Linked DNA regions of Homo sapiens: region 2 is linked to region 1. The links are chromatin contacts, found by Hi-C or POLR2A ChIA-PET in ENCODE. All regions are on one chromosome and are shown on one strand. The core of a region is the stretch at or near the end of the contact, and the rest is flanking DNA. Distances in the headings are between cores, read along the strand shown.

Region 1 (6,205 bases), core at 3,474-5,973:
CAAAAAAAAAAAAAAAAAAACTTAATTTACTAAAACTGGTGGCAGGCCTATGGGTCTGTAATTCGCCAACCCCTGTTTAAGCTGCCGAAAGAAGAGAATGTAAAGAAAGAACATAGAAATTTATTTCTCAGTCATAACAGCCCTGGGCTGACAGTCTAGGACTTCGGGCAGCTCTGCTCCTTGGAACCATTCAGGGACTCAGCCTCCTTCCTTCTGGAGCACGGCTTCCTGCGCTGTGGCCACAGCTGGCTCAGAGCACCTTCAGGGTCCGGCTGTGGGAAGGCAAAAAGTGTGTGGAGGACCACGCAGCCTCAGATGCGGCCCACCTCAGTTCTTCTCTCATGCCAGAGGCCACAGCATAGTCACAAGGCCCCATCTGGTGGCGAAGGAAACTGTGAGATGCATCCTCCAGCTGGTCCGTGCCTGGCTGTGCTGCCAACTAGAACGAAGGGAGGCCGGGCACCGTGGCTCAAAGTGCTGTAATCCCAGCACTTTGGGAGGCCGAGGCAGGCGGATCATCTGAGGTCAGGAGTTCGAGACCAGCCTGGCCAACATGGAGAAACCCTGTCTCTACTAAAAATACAAAAATTAGCTGGACATGGCGGTGCCTGCCTGTAATCCCAGTTACTCGGGAGGCTGAGGCAGGAGAATCACTTGAACCTGGGAGGCAGAGGTTGCAGTGAGCTGAGATTGTGCCATTGCCCTCCAGCCTGGGCAACAGAGTGAGACTCTATCTCAAAAAAAAAAAAAAAAAAAAGGAGGAAGGAGTTTTGGTGGATGACCAGCATTTTCCACCACAGCTGACTCATCCAAGGTGGCCTCAGCCACTCTGGTTTGTTCATTGAAGAAGGTGGTAAAAGTAGGGGCTCATAAACCAATAACACAGACACACAGAAACGATTGTTCTCGGCCGGGCGCGGTGGCTCACACCTGTAATCCCAGCACTTTGGGAGGCCAAGGCGGGTGGATCACGAGGTCAGGAGATCGAGATCATCCTATCTAACACGGTGAAACCCCATCTCTGCTAAAAATACAAAAAATTAGCCGGGCGTGGTGGCGGGCGCCTGTAGTCCCAGCTACTCAGGAGGCTGAGACAGGAGAATGGCGTGAACCCAGGAGGTGGAGCTTGCAGTGAGCCGAGATTGTGCCACTGCACTCCAGCCTGGGCGACAGAGCGAGACTCTGTCTCAAAAAAAAAAAAAAAAAAAAAAAAAGAAACGATTGTTCTTTCTTCCTTTTTTGTTTGTTTGTTTGACACAGGGTCTTACTCTGTTGCCCAGGCTGGAGTGCAGTAATGCAGTCCCAGCTCACTGCAGCCTGAACCTCCTAGGCTCAAGCAATCCTCCCACCTCAGTCTCCTGAGCAGCTGGGACCACAGGCACGCACCACCACGCCTGGCTAATTTTTCTTTTCTTTCTTTCTTTTTTTTTTTTTAGACAGTTTCACTCTTGTTGCCCAGGCTGGAGTGCAGTGGTGTGATCTTGGCTCACTGCAACCTTCGCCCCCCGGGTTCAAGCGATTCTACTGCCTCAGCCTCCCAAGTAGCTGGGATTACAGGCGCCTGCCACCATGCCCGGCTAATTTTTGTATTTTTAGTAGAGATGGCGTTTCACCATGTTGGCCAGGCTGATCTAGAACTCCTGACCTCAGGTGATTCACCTGACTCGGCCGCCCAAAGTGCTGGGATTACAGGCGTGAGCCACTGTGCCTGGCCCCTAATTTTTCAAATTCTTTTTGCAGAGATGCGGTCTTGCTGTGTTGCCCAGGCTGGTCTCACGCACCTGGCCTCAAGCAGTTCTCCCGCCAAGGCACAGGGATTACAGACATCAGCCACCATGTCTGGCCCCAAGACATTTTTCTAAAAGACATTTTCTTTGAAGCTGTGTCCTCTGATTAGAGTTCTCACACTGTGGTTCTCACATAAACCACTCCCAGAATTCATTGTCTACAACTTCCTCTCTTCTTTTCTTTTTTTTTTGAATGAATCAACAGAGTAAAGGTACTTTGAAAGCAGTCCAACCTTTTTTGATTTACTCCCTCAGTCTTGTGCCTCTACCTGATTTGATAGCAGGTGTTTTATTTGGTTTTAACGTGATTCACCTTCATCAAGACTTTTCAAACCTTCACCCTAACTTTTATAGGAAGGAATATCTCCACACTTGCGTTTTCTTGGTTTATTTTATTTTTATTTTAGAGATGAGGTCTTGCTCTGTCACCCAGGCTGGAGTGCAGTGACGCGATCACAGCTCGCTGCAGCCTCCAACTCCTGGGCTCAAATGATCCTCCCACCTCAGCCTCTCAAGTAGCTGGGACCCACAAGTGTGTAGTGTGTGCCACCACAGCCAGCTAATTTTTAATTTTCTTTTCTTTTTTTTTTTTTAGAGGCGAGTCTGTATGTTGTCTAGGCTGGTCTCAAACTCCTATCCTCAAGCAGTCCTCCCGCCTTGGCCTCCCAATCCTTAGTTTAGTTTAATGATGATGAGTACCACCTGTAGAAACAGGTTTGGGAACTAACCTAGGTAACTTTTTTTTTTTTGAGACGGTCTTGTTCTTTCGCCCAGGCTGGAGTGCAGTGGCACGGTCTCGGCTCACTGCAACCTCCGGCTCCCAGCCTGTAGCAATTGTCCTGCCTTAGCCTCCTGAGTAGCTGGGATTACAGGCGTGTGCTACCACACCTGGCTAGGTTTTGTATTTTCTTTTTATTAATAAAGAGACGGGGTTTCACCATGTTGACCAGGCTGGTCTCGAACTCTTGACCTCAAGTGGTCCACCCGCCTCGGCCTCCCAAAGTGTTGGGATTACAGGTGTGTGCCTCTGTGCCTGGCCATCTGTGCCTTTTGACTTCTTTTCCTCATTTTGACATCAGCCCAGAGCTACGACATTTTTTTTTTTTTTTTTCGAGACGGCGTCTCGCCCTGTCACCCAGGCTGGAGTGCAGTGGCACGATCTCGGCTCACTGCAACCTCTGCCTCCCAGGTTCAAGCGATTCTCCTGCCTCAGTCTCCCGAGTAGCTGGGATTACAGGCGTGTGCCACCAAGCCTGGCTAATTTCTTGTATTTATAGTAGAGACGGGCTTTCACCGTGTTAGCCAGGATGGTCTCTATCTGACCTCGTGATCCACCTGCCTTGGCCTCCCAAAGTGCCGGGATTAGAAGCATGAGCCACTGCGCCCGGCCCAGAGCCACAACTTTAAGGAGGCCTCTCCACCACCTTAGCAGTGGCCGCCCCTCACACCGTCAGCTTGGCACTCAAGGTCTCTGCCCATTCTCCATCCCACCTAGCCTGCCCTGGCACTTCCTGAATCACACTGTGGCTTCTCATCACGCCTTTACCCATGCCATTCCCCTTACCTGGGATGCCCCCTTTGCCAAGCACTCGCTTGGTGAACTCCTACTCGCCCTTCAATACCCAATGCAAGACGCCCTTCCTCTGAGAAGCTCATCCTCACAATTCAAGCTCACGCACCCTGGCTTCTCTCTCACCCAGATGGATGTTATCCTGGGTATTGGTCTCCTTGTCCCTCTCCCTCCCCACACGGTGAGCTCCGTGAGGGCAGAGCACCCATTGGGACTTCCTTAACCCAGTGGTTACCACTTCCTCTATTTAAACATAAAACAGATTGAAGAGGCTAGATGCAGTGGCTCACGCCTGTCATCCCAGCTCTTTGGGACGCTGAGACGGGAGGATCGCTTGAGCCAGGAGTTTGAGACCAGCCTGGGCAACATAGCGAGATCCCGTCTCTACAAAAATTAAAAATGTTAGCCTGCCATGGTGGCGTGCACCTGCAGGAGGCTGAGGCAGGAGAATCGCTTGAGCCCAGGAGTTCGAGGCTGCAGTGAGCTATGATTGCACCACTGCACTCCAGCCTGGGCAATAGAGTGAGACCTTCCCCCCAAAAAAATTTTTTTAATAATATAGATTAAAGGGTCCCTTCTGTTGCAGTTAAGGAGCTGGAGGCCTTTTCTACCTGCCCCTAACTCTTTCTCAAGGCGGCTTCCTCCATTTTCACTCGTTCTCTCAAGTACATTGAGCACCTCCTTGTGCCAGGAACTGTTTGTGGCACCGCAGAGCCAGCAGTGGGGAAGACAGGAGCTCACGGCAGAGTTGGGGAGAGAGTTATAACAGCCAGCAGAGGGCACTGTGAGCGTGGACATGCAGCCTGCATGTGAGCTTGAACCATGATGGGCTTCTCAGAGGAGGGGTGTCTTGTGTTGGGTATTGAAGGGTGAGTAGGAGTTCACCAAGCGAGTGCATGGAAAAGGGGGCATCCCTGGTGAAGGGAATAGCATGGGTAAAGGCGTGGAGATGAGAAGCCATGGTGTGACTCAGGAAGTGCCAGACCAGGCTATGTGGGATGGAGAATGGGCAGAGGCCTTGAGTGCCAAGCCTAGGGCAGTGGGGAGCCATAGAGGAGTTTAGAGCAGAGGAGGAATGTGGTCAGTGCAGCAGTGGAAGAGTGGGCATGGGGCAGTGAGCAGGGGTTGTGGCGAGGGGCCAGACTGGGCCCTGGATCCGGGCCAGACCCCCACATGTGTCCCCATCACCTGCAGGCCCCAAAGCCCAAGAGGAAGGTGGAGGTCTGGGAGCAGAGCGTTGGCAGCCTGGGCAGCCGGCCCCCGCTGTCGAGGCTGGTCGTGGTGAAGAAGGCAAAGGCCGACCCGGACTGCAGCAACGGGCAGCCTCAGGCGGCCCCCACCCCAGGTAAGGTCACAGAGTTCCCAGAGCCGGGCGCGGTTTCTATAGTGGCCTGTAGGTGGCAGCAGCTCCCTTTGCAGTTACAGAGACTTCATGGGGTGGGTGGGGGCGGCCTGCGACCCCCACAGGACCAATTAGTGGAGTGAGCAGAGAAGGCAGGCGGCTTCTTTTTTTCTTTTTTCTTTTTTCTTTTTTTTTTTTTGAGACAGAGTCTTGCTCTGTTGCCCAGGCTGGAGTGCAGTGGTGCCATCTCGGCTCACCGCAACCTCCGCCTCCCTGGTTTGAGCAGTTCTCTGCCTCAGCCTCCCAAGTAGCTGGGACTACAGCACCACGCCCGGCTAAATTTTTGTATTATTAGTAGAGGTGGGATTTCTCCATGTTGGTCAGGCTGGTCTGGAACTCCCGACCTCAGGTGATCCACTCACCTCGGCCTCCCAAAATGCTGGGATTACAGGCATGAGCCACCGCGCCCGGCCTGTTTTTGTCTTTTAGTTGCCTTAGTATGATGTTTCCTAAGGCGATTAAGTCCACAGTGACTGGACTGTGAACTTTGCGCCATTTCCATTCTTGGCAGCGCACGTTGCCTGCCTGGGCAAGGTTTGCATTGGCCATTGTTCAGAAGCGGAGCTGTTGAGTCCCGGGTGTGCAGATGTAAATCTGCAATGGGTCCCATCAGGTGCCATCCAGAAAGGCCAGGCCATTCACATGCTGTCACCTCTGGACCTTGCAAACCTGCAGAGGTGGCCGGCCCCGTGCCTTGTCCCTGGCCTGTCTGCTGTGGAGCTGAGATGAGCTAACTCTCGCTCTCCCACCAGGAGCCCCGCAGAACAGGAAGGAGGCCAACCCTACACCCCTGACGCCTGGCGCGTCCTCCCTGAGCCAACTGGGTGCATACCTGGACAGTGACGACAGCAACGGCAGCAACTGAGCCCTCCCAGGACCCCCTCACGGGGTCAAAGTCACACGTCCAGCTTCAGCCACATTGAGGCCAGCATTGCTGGTGGTCAGGGCAGGAGGCCTTGGCGTGACTGGAGGCCGGACAGACAAGCGCCAGCGTGCTCCAACACATAGGGCCACCAGGGGCCTCAGCCCCAGGAGGTCCCTTCTCTGTGCCCTCACCAGCCTCTCAACACCTCGGGGACCCCTGCTGCTCCTGCCCCCACCTGTCACTGTGCTTAGGGCTGCAACATCCCTGGAGCAGCTTCCAACACTACTTCAGGGTGGCAGTGTTTGGGGCACTGGGCGAGCCTGCCGGCCTCTAGATGGCCTCATCTCTTCCTTCCACAAACTGTCTAGAACCAATAAAAGGAAACCTGCCAACCGCCTGGGCCCCTTCTCTCTCCCAGAGTCTGATGAGGAGGTCCCAGGACCTCCTCTGTTAGCACAATTCGAGGGTCATTCCACAGAGGTTTGTTTGTGTCTTGAGACAGGATCTCACTCTGTTGCCCAGGCTGGAGTGCGGTAGCGTATTCTTGACTCACTGCAGCCTTGAACTTCCGAGCTCAGGTG
Region 2 (6,277 bases), core at 401-2,900, 160 kb after region 1:
CGGCTCACTGCAACCTCTGCCTCCCAGGCTCAAGTGATAGTCCTGCCCCAGCCTCCCTAGTAGCTGGGATTATAGGTGCGTGCCACCATGCCCAGCCAAGATTTGTATTTTTAGTAGAGACAGAGTTTTACCATGTTGGCCAGGCTGGTCTCAAACTCCTGACTTCAGATGATCCGCCCACCTCAGCCTCCCAAAGTGCTGGGATTAGAGGTGTGAGCCACTGCGCCTGGCCTACTTTGTTTTTAATAAGGCACACACTCTGCTTTTCTATCTGATGAACTCTTTTTTTTTTCTCCTTTTGAGGATGATGATGACGACATGGGAGAGGATGAAGATGAGGACGATGGTTTCTTTGTGCCCCATGGGTACCTGTCTGAGGACGAAGGTGTGACAGAGGTGAGGGAGTGAAGGGGGAGGTCACCGGCTCAGCAAAAGTTCATTTCTGGACTGGTGCTCAGTGGCCTGACCTGGGAGGGTGACGGGGGTCCCAGCCCAACCATACGAGATTTGGACTGCATTCCAAGCACGCAAGCTCACTCGTGGGAACAGCTGGGCCTGAACTTGGTATTACCTGGGAGGGTGGCAGACGTAGGAGGAGCTTGCAAGCGAGGGGAGCCATAGGAGCAGACACCCTGGTGAGGGAGCGTGGCCATGGTCTGTGGGTTAGAAGGCTGGAAACCACCCGAGCTGACATACAGTCAGCATGCAGCAAGACATGTGCATTGTAAGTGTTGAGTTTGATGACGTAACAATCAAGTGAATGTGGGCAACCACCGCCCGAAATAAAACAGAACTTCCCTATCTCTCCAGAAGATTGCCCACGTCTCTGCAGGCGAACCTGCCTGCCACCCCTTTCCAGATTCCATAAGGTTGTGGAACTGTCTTTTTTTTTTTTTTTCTTGAGACGGATTCTCATTCTGTTACCCAGGCTGGAGTGCAATGGCCCGGTGTTGGCTCACTGCAACCTCTGCCTCCCGGGTTCAAGCAATTCTCCTGCCTCGGCCTCCCAAGTAGCTGGGACTACAGGCGTGTGCCACCACACCTGGCTAATTTTTGTATTTTTAGTAGAGACGGGAGTTCATTATGTTGGCCAGGCTGGTCTTGAACTCCTGACCTCCAGTGATCCACCCGCCTCGGCCTCCCAGAGTGCTGGGATTACAGGCATGAGCCACCGAGCCCGGCAGGAACTTGCTTTCAAGCAAGTTGTTTTTGGTCCTGTTTTGTTTTGAAGGCCTGTCGTTTGGGAAGTGGGGATTTGGTGGGACTGTCTCATGGTTGGACTGGAGGCCTAGGCATTCCTTGTGCATATCTGACCACCGAGGCCTGAACTGTCAGTCAGAGAGTGGTCTCAGGCCCTGCATGTGTCTGCCAGATGCCTGGGCCATGTGGGTAGACACCCAACCCTGTTAAACGGCTCCACGATCACACATTCACCAGAAAATTCAGAGGGGTGTTAAAAGAGGCCTCATGGGTGAGTTCAGAAATATCTGTGACGCTCCCAAAGGAGACCAGGTGTGAATTATTCCATCTGGAAGAGGGGCAGCCAGCGCATGGTGTGCTCTGCCCTGGCCCTGACACTGTGGGAAGTTTTGTGCCCCTGTCCTTTCCTCTTGCTCCCCAGCTGGCTGGGGACTGGTTCCTCAAAAGAGTGCCCGGGCATAGGGGAGCAAGAACCCCAAATAAACTTCTGCTTTCTAAACCACAAGGAGTGTGCCGACCCTGAGAACCATAAGGTCCGCCAGAAACTGAAGGCCAAGGAGTGGGACGAGTTCCTGGCTAAGGGGAAGCGCTTTCGCGTCCTGCAACCTGTGAAGATCGGCTGCGTGTGGGCGGCTGACAGAGACTGCGCAGGCGATGACCTGAAGGTACTGCAGCAGTTCGCAGCCTGCTTCCTGGAGACCCTGCCGGCCCAGGAGGAGCAGACGCCCAAGGCCTCCAAGCGGGAGAGGAGAGACGAGCAGAGTGAGTGTGGGCGGGGCCAGGCCACCCACCTGTTCCTGGGCCCAGCTAATTCCAGGGCTGAGGGCAAGAGTCACAGGCTAGTGGGTCCGTGATGCAAATGTTCTTTCCACAAATAACAGAGGCCAGCCCTTTTCCTGTACATGTCCGTACGTTCAATGATGTCCCTAGCAGCAGGACGAGGCAGGTCCCTTAATTGGCTTGTTTTATCAACCAGGACACAGGCACAGAGAGTGCTGGAGTGGGGGCTGTGCTTTCTCAAAAGCCAGGGAGGGGCCGGGCACAGTGCCTCATGCCTGTGATGCCAGCACTTTGGGAGGCCAAGGTGGGAGGATCGCTTGAGCCTAGTGCTTCGACACCAGCCTGGGCAACATGGCAAAACCCCATCTCTGCAGAAAATGCAAAATTACCTGGGTGTGGTATCACGCACCTGTGATCCCAGCTACTCAAGAGGCTGAGGTGGGAGGATTGCTTGAGCCTAGGAGTTTCAGACCACAGTGAGCCATGATCCTGCCACTGCACTCCAGCCTGGGTGACAGAGCAAGACCCTGTCTAAAAAAAAAAAAAAACTCAAAAAACTGGGGAGGGACCATGGCACACAAGGAGAGCAGGGCAGTCATTTGGGTAGGAACAGCAGGCATTTGAAGTCAGCCCTGGCAACACACGTGCCCGGCCAAGGCTCACTTCTGGGCAGGTGCGTAGGTGCTACCCTGTCTTACACCCGCCCTCATGAGGCCACCTATCCCCGAAGCTGGCCATGCCCCAAGCCTCGGTGGCAATGAGCTTGTGTATGTGTTTTGTTTTTTGGCCTGTGGTGATGGGTGGCTCCCCAAGCCTCATGCCCACCCATGTTCCCTCCTGCCAGTCCTGGCCCAGCTGCTGCCGCTCCTGCACGGCAATGTGAACGGGAGCAAGGTCATCATCCGGGAGTTCCAGGAGCACTGCCGCCGGGGACTGCTCAGCAACCACACCGGCAGCCCGCGGAGCCCCTCCACCACCTACCTGCACACCCCCACCCCCAGCGAGGATGCCGCCATCCCCTCTAAGTCCCGGCTCAAGCGGCTCATTTCCGAGAACTCAGTGTATGAGAAGCGGCCTGACTTCAGGATGTGCTGGTACGTGCACCCGCAGGTGCTACAGAGCTTCCAGCAGGAGCACCTGCCCGTGCCGTGCCAGTGGAGCTATGTGACATCGGTGCCCTCGGCCCCCAAAGAGGACAGTGGCAGCGTCCCCTCCACGGGGCCCAGCCAGGGCACTCCCATCTCGCTGAAGAGGAAGTCAGCGGGCAGCATGTGCATCACCCAATTCATGAAGAAGCGCAGGCACGACGGCCAGGTGAGGTGGGGTGGGCAGGTGGGGGCCTCTGCAGGGCTTTTCTTTTTTTGTTTGTTTTTTGTTGTTTTGTTTTTTTTTCGAGATGGAGTCCTGCTCTGTCACCCAGGCTGGAGTGCAGTGGCGCAATCTCAGCTCACTGCAACCTCCTCCCTCCTGGGTTCAAGTGATTCTCCTGCCTTAGCCTCCTGAGTAGCTGGGATTACAGGTGTACGCCACCATGCCTGGCTAATTTTTGTATTTTTAGTAGAGACGGGGTTTCACCATGTTGGTCAGGCTGGTCTCGAACTCCTGACCTCATGATCCGTCTGCCTTGTCCTCCCAAAGTGCTGGGATTACAGGCGTGAGCCACCTCGCCTGGTGTTTTTGTGTTTTTTAAATAACCTTACTCTTAGAGCAGTTTTAGGGTCACAGCAAAATCGATTGGAAGGTACAGAAAGTTCCCATACACCTCCTTCCCCAAAGCCAAGCCAAGCCACCCAACATCACCTCCCAGAATGGTGCATTGGTTACAATCAGTGCACCTCAGGCCAGGCACTGTGGCTCACGCCTGTAGTCTCAGCACTTTGGGAGGCTGAGGCGGGAGGATCACTTGAGCCCGGGAGTTGGAGACCAGCCTGGGCAACATGGCAAAACCCCATCTCTAAGAAAAAATTTTTAGATTAGCCAAGCGGTGGCATGCACCTGTAGTCTCAGCTACTCAGGAGGCTAAGGCGGGAGGATTACTGGAGCCTAGGAGATTGAGGCTGCAGTGAGCTATGATCATGCCACTGCACTGCAACCTGGGCGACAGAGCAAGACCCTGTCTCTAAAAATAAATACATAAAACGCACCTTCGTTGATTTATCACCACCACTAGGGTTTGTTGCTGGTGTTGAGGGTTCTGTGATTTGAATGAATGTTGGATGCTGTGCGTCTACCTTTATTGTTTTAAACAAAGAGGCTTCTCCCCACTGAAAGGCCCCTGTGCTCTGCCCGTCCAATCCCTTGGAAATCACCAACCTCTCTATCTCCGTGGATCAGCCTTTTCCAGATTGCCCTGTAGCTGGAATCGCATCGTGTGTGGCTCCTTTGACTTGGCAGTATGCGTTGACAGTTCCTCCGTGTCTGTTTGTGGCTTGATAGCTCTTTTTTTTTTCACACTGAATAATATTCCATGTGGTAGCATTTTTATTTTTGTTCAACGGTTCTTGAATTTTGCATTCAAGCACAGTTATTAAGCACTTACTGTGCTCCAGGCACTCTGATCGGTCTCTCAGACACAGGTATATGCAGAACACCGCCCGGTGTAAGGCACAGACAGGAGCCTGTAAGGGGAATGAATGGCTGTGTGATTCCAGCCTTATGGGTGCCTCGGAGGCACAAGCGCATGGAGCCCTGGGGTGTGTGATGGGGGCACTGTCTGGTCTTAAGAAACTCTCATGCCCAGAGAGCCACTGGCCCCTGGCACCCACCCCTGGCCATAGATCGGCTTTGTTAACGTTCATTGCATACTTTTTGTCCTTACCACACAGTGTTCGGAAGTGAGTTTCTCTTTTTTCTTTTTTTTCCTTTTTTTTTTTTTTTTTTTTTTTGAGACAGTCTCGCGCTGTTGCCCGGGCTGGAGTGCAGTGGTGTGATCTGGGCTCACTGCAAGCTCCGCCTCCCGGGTTCACACCATTCTTCTGGCTCAGCCTCCCGAGTAGCTGGGACTACAGGTGCCCGCCACCACGCCCGGCTAATTTTTTGTATTTTTAGTAGAGACGGGGTTTTACCGTGGTCTCAATCTCCTGACCTCGTGATCCGCCCGCCTTAGCCTTCCAAAGTGCTGTGATTACAGGCATGAGCCACCACGCCTGTCCTGGCCTTTTTTTGAGTCAGGGGTCTTACTCTGTTGCCTAGTCTGTAGTGCAGTGGCGTGATCACCACTCACTGCAGCCTTGACCTCCCCAGGCTCAGGCGATCCTCCCACCTTAGCCTCCTCAGTAGCTGAGAGGGACTACAGGTGCATGCCACCACACCCAGCTAATTTTCTGTAGAAACAGGGTTTCACCATGTTGCCCAGGCTGGTCCCCAACTCCTGGGCTTAAGCAATCCCCCTGCCTTTGCCTCCCAAAGTACTGGGATTATAGGTATGAGCCACCGTGCCTGGCTCCCTGAGTTTGATTTCTAATATCTACACTTAACGCAGACCTATCTGTCCCTGTGAACCTTGGGCTTTCCTTCAAGGCCACGATCTGATGGAGTTACAGGTTTTCAGAGACTTGGGACAAGGAGCAAGACAGTGGATAACCCCCGGCCCCAGCTTGCATCCTCTTCTCTGATGTTAAAGGTGGTCGTTGGCTGGGCACAGTGGCTCACGCCTATAATCCCATCACTTTGGGAGGCCAAGGCGGGCAGATCACCTGAAGTCAGGAGTTCGAGACCATCCTGGCCAACATGGTGAAACCCTGTCTCTACTAAAAATACAAAAATTAGCTGGGCATGGTGGCAGGTGCCTGTAATCTCAGCTACTCGGGAGGTTGAGGCAGGAGAATCGCTTGAACCCAGGAGGTGGAGGTTGCAGTGAGCCGAGACCACACCATTGTACTCGAGCCTGGGCAACACAGCAAGATTCTAGTCCCCCAAAAAAAAAAGAAAAGAAAAGGTGGTCGTTAGGGGCAGGGAGGCGAGAGAAATGGCTCCTGAGATGATGCTCAGCCATCTCCCTGCTGCCAGCACACAGCCATGGGCCTTAATATGCTGTGAATCTCCCTCAGCTGTCACAGCAGGAGGGGCCATCATAACATCCCAAAGGGTCCAGGGCTACGACTGAAACTGTTCCTGGCACTCCCTAGAGCCTCTGTCCCTGTACAGTGTGTCATGTGCATAGTTCCCCTGGCTCTGTGGAGGCGGCTTGGCGCCGTGGGAAGCTCAGTGCATTGGAGCTGGGGCCACAGGAGGCCCCCACACAGAGCTTTGCTGGATGCATTCTTTGTTCAAGCCCTGTGTGAGCAGTGCCTTTCCC

Evidence for each region. Hi-C counts contacts between places; a loop is a spot of excess contacts on that map. ChIA-PET counts read pairs that join two places held with the same protein, here RNA polymerase II (POLR2A). Pooled maps may share reads with other maps.
Region 2: a pooled map shows a loop between it and region 1 (2.8-fold over the local background). The contact joins two enhancer-like sites. A Hi-C loop is called at or near these places in 2 of 168 maps with a recorded cell type or tissue (both ovary) and 5 of 50 pooled maps. POLR2A ChIA-PET finds 5 or more read pairs at or near these places in 6 of 52 experiments (H1, K562, RWPE1 and 3 more).

Annotation. Positions count from the first base shown.
Region 1 is chr19:4,263,073-4,269,277 of GRCh38, forward strand. YJU2 (YJU2 splicing factor homolog) reads left to right here. Exons shown (of 8, transcript NM_018074.6): 7 at 4,552-4,702; 8 at 5,512-6,016. The coding sequence ends at 5,624. Among named protein-coding and RNA genes, the nearest start is that of SHD, 13 kb to the right of the region's middle. Within about 2 kb of position 4,724, at least 4 of the 41 ENCODE cell types and tissues checked have a DNase peak (open chromatin) inside an H3K27ac peak, as active enhancers do.
Region 2 is chr19:4,430,246-4,436,522 of GRCh38, forward strand. CHAF1A (chromatin assembly factor 1 subunit A) reads left to right here. Exons shown (of 15, transcript NM_005483.3): 11 at 304-396; 12 at 1,707-1,962; 13 at 2,825-3,294. Among named protein-coding and RNA genes, the nearest start is that of MIR4746, 13 kb to the right of the region's middle. RefSeq lists an enhancer at 485-1,248. Within about 2 kb of position 1,651, at least 3 of the 41 ENCODE cell types and tissues checked have a DNase peak (open chromatin) inside an H3K27ac peak, as active enhancers do.